2 separate regions of the Homo sapiens genome follow, and region 1 is linked to region 2. The links are chromatin contacts, found by Hi-C or POLR2A ChIA-PET in ENCODE. All regions are on one chromosome and are shown on one strand. Each heading gives the region's core, a stretch centred on a gene start or an enhancer-like site at or near the end of the contact. The rest is flanking DNA. Distances are from core to core; before and after follow the strand shown. Region 1 holds the start of PISRT1 (PISRT1 lncRNA). Region 2 holds the start of LINC01391 (long intergenic non-protein coding RNA 1391).

What was found. Hi-C counts contacts between places; a loop is a spot of excess contacts on that map. ChIA-PET counts read pairs that join two places held with the same protein, here RNA polymerase II (POLR2A). Pooled maps may share reads with other maps.
Region 1: a loop to region 2 is called in a map of ovary, with 3 times the contacts of the local background. The contact joins the promoter of PISRT1 here to the promoter of LINC01391 in region 2. A Hi-C loop is called at or near these places in 3 of 168 maps with a recorded cell type or tissue (all ovary) and 4 of 50 pooled maps. POLR2A ChIA-PET finds 5 or more read pairs at or near these places in 1 of 52 experiments (WTC11).

Annotation. Positions count from the first base shown.
Region 1 is chr3:139,232,217-139,235,373 of GRCh38, reverse strand. PISRT1 (PISRT1 lncRNA) reads left to right here and starts at 1,852. Exons shown (of 1, transcript NR_027070.1): 1 at 1,852-2,382.
Region 2 is chr3:138,942,770-138,945,711 of GRCh38, reverse strand. LINC01391 (long intergenic non-protein coding RNA 1391) reads left to right here and starts at 1,692. Exons shown (of 3, transcript NR_121649.1): 1 at 1,692-1,746. It overlaps FOXL2 (forkhead box L2), which reads left to right. Exons shown (of 1, transcript NM_023067.4): 1 at 1-1,488. The coding sequence ends at 120. RefSeq lists an enhancer at 600-1,189.

The sequences.
Region 1 (3,157 bases), core at 603-3,102, 290 kb before region 2:
CATGTGTGACTGTGTGTGCATGGGCTTCTTGCATAAGGGTTCTAGTGCATGGTGTTTCCCTAGGAGGGCAGGGTGGAGGGAACAGTGGACAGAACACGGGCTTTGGAGATGGATGGGGCTGGGTTTTTAATCCTGGGTGGGGGCAGTGGTGCTGAAGAACCTTATGATGTTGACAGGCCACCTAATCTCTCATCTGTAAAGAAGGGAGAATCCTACTTCCCTCACAGGCATATACCTAGACTGCCATAAATGGCTGCAACTTATACCATTCATTCACCTTTTTGTCATATGGGCCTGTTTTACACGGGCCTCTCCAGGCCCTCGTGGCAGGCTCTGTTCTCCCCCTGTAAACACAAGGAACACATTTTCTTTGTCCTGCCGAAGTAGTGGAACAAGTCTGTGCAGATGACCCCTGACCTCATCCAGGAGTGGAGTCAGGGGTAATCACACAAGTGGAGGCACTGTGCACAAAAGCCTGGGTTAGTTAGTGCCACTTGGAGGAGTCTAGGGCAAATGTTAGGACAGGACAGACAGGACCTCAAATCAGTTTTGCCACTCAGACACCAAGGATCCTTGAGTCCTGACAAACCTGGCCTTTTCAGACCCTGCCAGTGATGACTGGGGTTGGGAAAGTCAGGTTAAATTTCCTGACCTACTTGTCCCAGCCTGACTGGGACCATTTCTCATTCAAACCACAAATCCCAGTGAGGCATTGTTGATGTGTCCGTGCAGGTATGTGTATGCGCGAGCACACATGTGCAGGCAGGCACATGTACATGTATGCACATGGATATGGGAAGTTTTTCCCCTTAAAGGGAATACTACATGATTATAAAATAATCACATAGTGATTATTTGAAAATGGAAACAGAAAACTTACTTCAAATATGAGAAACACCTTTAGAAATAAGAGCTTTAAAAAATCTCAATTTTTGAAAAAAAAATTCCCTGAAACACTGACCAAATGGACATATTAGAAGCTGTGAAGCATGGCAAAATAATGAATTGTTAGGCACATGCTATGTTTAGAATATATCCACATAATAAACCAATATCAAGCATGTAATGTTTTTAATTACCCTTATTAAATACAATAACTGACATTAAAATCAACACTCACATAATCCCTTTCTTGTGCTGTACTTTCACTTTGCTTTCTTTTCGGGCGGGCATCTAGCAAACTTCTTTTGCAGACACTCCATAATGTTAGCTGATTAAATGTATTCAAATGTAAAATGGATGCCATATCCTCAGAAGCATTCACAGGTAAACTTTGAACTTGGAAGCCAAAATAATGTTACACTGACTAGGAAAAACCATTGGGCTTGGATCTCCACAGCCTATTCCAGTCTTCTAGCATTACGTGGCAGCAGCATATTGTCCCAGAAAAGCCAGCTAATTTTAGAGAAAATTCATCCTTTTACCTGGCCCGTGAGAGATATCAGTACACCTAGGTTTCAACATCTGCTGTGAGGAAGATTAAGAACAAGATCCTAATTTCTGGTACACTCTTGATGTTGGAAAAATATCAGCTAGCAAGCATTATTAGTTATCTTTGAGTTGACAAGAATGCGGGATTAAGTTTCTTTAAGGCAATTACACTTTTGATGACCCCTCTGCATATAAAACATGTTAGCTAATGGGGGTGCAGAGGGGCAGGCTTAAGTGTTTGATCAGGAAATCCTGCGTGAGCATATTGGATGGAAATTTGATTAGTAGCCTTAGTGACGGGCGATCAGATCCTTTGGGTCTGCACAATCAGATCTGGCAGGACTTGCCTTCTTGCCTCTTTGAAGGAGGTGAACATTTGTACAGAATCAAGACAGTGCTGGGTCCTTGGGTTTTTTTTTTTTTCTGGGTCCTTTTCTTTAAGTTATTGCAGACGAAAGCCTGAGAAGTACCTTTTATTTTCCTTCAACAATATGTTTGCAGTTACCTTAATGTTGAAGAATAAAATAAAAATCAGCCTGTCCTTGAAAATTTGAGGGCAGAGGAAGTAGAAATAAAAAAATAAATAAAAACAGAGCCAGAAGGGACCAAAGAGAACCTTGTTATAAGAATAATGGCAAACACTGATACTCAAACAACACCACACTCGAAGCATTGCTGCAAAGGCTTTCAAACAATTTGCACAAGGCCTCTATTTGACAGAGAAGGAAATTCACAGCACGGTGAAGTGGCCCAAGGTAAGGCAGCCAGGATTTAAGCCCCTGATCCAGGCTCTTGACCACTCTACACACTCCACACACTTCTACCTTCCCCATGTTCTAAGTGGGAAACTGAGTTCCAGAGAGAAGCCGTGACTCTCCCAAAGTGAGTCAGCTGTGAATAAAGCCATATTCTCCTTCTTTCTTCATTCTGGGGCTCTTCTCTTATGCCTCAAAGCTTCACCTTCCTCTGTCAGTGTGGCCAAAACAAGTCTGAGCTGGGTGCTTTATATCCATCATATCATACAATTCTTTGTTTGTTTGTTTGAGACACAGTCTTGCTCTATCACCCAGGCTGGAGTGCAGTGGCACGATCTCAGCTCACTGCAACCTCCATCTCCCAGGTTCAAGCAATTCTCTGCCTCAGCCTCCCAAGTAGCTGGGATTACAGGTGCCCACCGCCACACCTGGCTAATTTTTTTTTTCTTTTTTTTGTATTTTTAGTAGAGACAGGGTTTCACCAAGTTGGCCAGGCTGGTCTTGAACTCCTGACCTCATGATCCACCCACCTCGGCCTTCCAAAGTGCTGGGATTACAGGCATGAGCCACTGCACCCGGCCATATCATACAATTCTTAAATCACCCTTAGAAAGGGATACAATTTCCATTTTACACACAAAAGAAACTGTGGTCTCAGAGAGGTTAGGCAACCTGCCCGTAATCACACAGCAAGAAACAAAAAAGAGATTTGATCTCACATCTGTCTCATTCCAGAGTATTCTCCTTCCCACTTTCTCTGTGAGAAAAAATTAGGCTGAGAGGAGAGGAGGAAAGAATAACCCCAGCAATATTTTGGGGCCAAACAGTCATTAAAGGGATGAGTTTACATTATGCAAATTTGTTAATGCATTTGTTTAGCACAAGGAACAGAGTCCATTTTTCATATTAGGTGTATTTAGTTGAACTAACAGGTATTTTCCATATGCCTGAACTCCAGTCAGTGAAATAAG
Region 2 (2,942 bases), core at 443-2,942:
ACCAGTGCGCCGGGCCTGCAGTTCGCTTGTGCCCGGCAGCCCGAGCTCGCCATGATGCATTGCTCTTACTGGGACCACGACAGCAAGACCGGCGCGCTGCATTCGCGCCTCGATCTCTGAGAGCCCACCGCATGCCGGTGCAGACGGATGCGAGGATGCAGGGACGCGCGACGCCGGCCCCGGTCGCAGCCGACGACGCCGCCGCCAGCCTGACCTCACACCCTCTGGGCCCGCCTCTGGAGCCAGCGCCCAGGGTCCCTCTGTGCTTTTTCGCTTTCCTAAGCTCCTGTCGCTCCTCTTTGTCCCCTCAGTTTATGTCCTCCTGTGCTCACCTCCCTGACCTCTGTGACCTTGCACTCCCCTGGCCTGAAGCTGCCTCTCTGCGCGCTTTCTACTGGGCTCGTCTCTTTCCGGAGCCCCAGCGTCTCCTGCCCAAATTCACCGCGGAAAGGGCCCGGGGCGGAGGTGCGACCGGGCGTCGGCAGCGCAGACCTCTTGGCCTTCTCTCACAGGTCGGTGCGCTCGCTCTCCGCGTTCCCCGCCCGACTGCCGTGCAGTCCATGGCTAGACGCGCCGGACAGGACTGATGGCGGGACCGCGCTGCCCGAGAAAGGGACGGACCAATACGTGTGTTTGCTCCGCGAACCCTCTTGAAGCTGTTCAGAAGCCGCTTGCCGCGGGGCCCACTAGGCGGGGCGGGGGTTGGGACCCAGCGGGAGCCGGGGCAGCCTGGCTCCACGGCCTGTACTCGGTTTACACCGCGGGCGGGCGCGGAGGGAGGCTGCGTTTCCTCCGCTATCAGTCCCGTCGCTTCGGGCACCTCCGGGCCCCGGCGGCTGGCTAATGTTTTGTTTGAAAGATCGGTGGAACTTTTTAAGAGAGTATTTAAAAAAAAAAAAAGGAAAAAAAATTCACCGGGCAACCGGGGAAGTATTGTGGCCTTGGAGTTTGCTAAATCCAAATATGAAAATCAAAAGCTTTAGTATTCCTCATCTTCTCTTCTGGAAGATTTGCGTTAGAGTTTTTGTTGGGCCTTCAAAAAGCTGTGTTCAGAGTTAGGAGAATATATCCAATAAAAGATGGTTTCGTCTACCAATTGGGGAAGTTTCACCCTCTCCCTATCTGAAGAAAAAAATCAAAAACAAATGTCCCCGGATCTTTCGATGCAAGTCCTGGAGGCAGGGAGATCACTGCCTGCCTGGCCCACGCTGCTGGGACGGCTCGTCCTCCCTGCTTTTTGTTTTTCAAACCTCCTGCTTCTCCCACCTTGGGAAGGAGAAATGTGAAACCCGGCAGCGGCCGACCTAGGCGGTCTTGTGGCCCGGAGCCGGCCCGGCCCGAAAACCATAGACCTGGTTGTACTGTAGCTTGTTGTTTGGGGGACCAAATTTTCTAGAGAGAACTAGAGCACTTTTGTTGTGTTTTTTTGTTTTGTTTTTGTTTTTTGCCTTGTCGATTCCCGAATAAATTTTGTGTTCCTTCTTTTAACACGGACTTCTTTATTTCTGTCGCTCCTTAGTTCAGCAGCTAGTTAAAAGAGGAAGATTTTCAGCAAAATTTTATCTTTTTCAGAATGAGTTAAACAAAGATTGAGAGCAACCGGGGTGGCAGGCGTTTGTGGCTGTCGCTGCTGCTTTGTTTTCCTGGGATTGTTTGTTTTCTGTGTCATCACTGGCCCGTTGCGGCTGTTTAACGTCAGCAGAAAGACTTTTTCTGCCGTGGTTCGTTCACAAGGCGCGACTGTAGGTAGGACTTGGTTTATTTTTGTACCTATTCAAGTTTGTATTCTACCTCATACACAGTTGTACTAGGTGTATGGGCTGGCTGTGTTTTTATTATTGTTCTCAAACTTTTCGATTTTGAGTCAACTATAACAGCCAAGAGTTTGTTCCAAACATTAATAGATAAAATTCTGGTTGTGGAAATGCGCTGCAAACTGCTAACCTCTGTACAAATGTGAGAAGTGACTGCTTTATTATTTTTAATAGTCAGAATTCATTTACCTTGAGATATGGGTAGGAGATTTGGAGGTTTCAGTAAGGATTGAACATACTTCGCGGCTGCAGAAATTTAGTCTTTTTTCTTTCTCTCTCTTCCTTTACTGAGATCCCCAAATAACGAATTAAGATCCATGCTTCCGCGCAGGCACACAGGCGTTTGACCTGGTTGCAGTCTGGTTCTCCCAGGCGGATTAGGGGGTGGTCGGCTTTCACTCTTCTGATGGGATAGATGACTTCCGACTTCTGATAGGATAGATCCGCCGGTTCTTGCGGGCTGCTGCTCAGCTGAGACTAGACCCCGCACCCAGCCCTCACTGCCCCCCCCCCGTCTATCTCGGGGCCTGGCCAGCAATGTGGCGGCAGGTCCAGGCCGGCTGGTGGGCCAGGAGCGGTTTTGCGCCACGGGAATGAGCCTGCAGGCCTCTCACTTCAGCCCTCCAGTGGTCAGGCGGTAGGAACCTCAGGGTGGTATCCTGTTATGTATAGTTGGGCCCAAGTGGCTTCTGCTCAGAATGCCCCCCGCCCCCCACAGGCATCCTGCGAGAGGCTACAAGGCAGGAGACCAAGCCACGGGGATTCTCAGGGGGCATCACCTCAAGACTGGGACTGGAGCTTACCAGGAACCGGCAGGAGCAGGATGGAGAGGGAGGCTCAGCTGGAGCAGGAAGCCCTAGAGGCTGGTCAGGCCTGGTGTCTGGGTGCCTTTGGTGCCCGGCTGCTCCACTATCTGGCTAAGGGGAGTTGCAGAACAGAAAGCAGCCTGCTGTGTGCATGTCTGTTTGTGCTTTGTCTAGCGTGAAAATTTAGCCCATGGGCAAGTAATTGTGTAGTCTGTATCTGCTGCAAATGTGTGTGTACAGTGTCAGTTGTGTATTGGTGACAGGGTGGGAGGTGTGTGTGTCTGTCATTCGCCTGCAGAGTGGGCATATATTTTTGGCATTG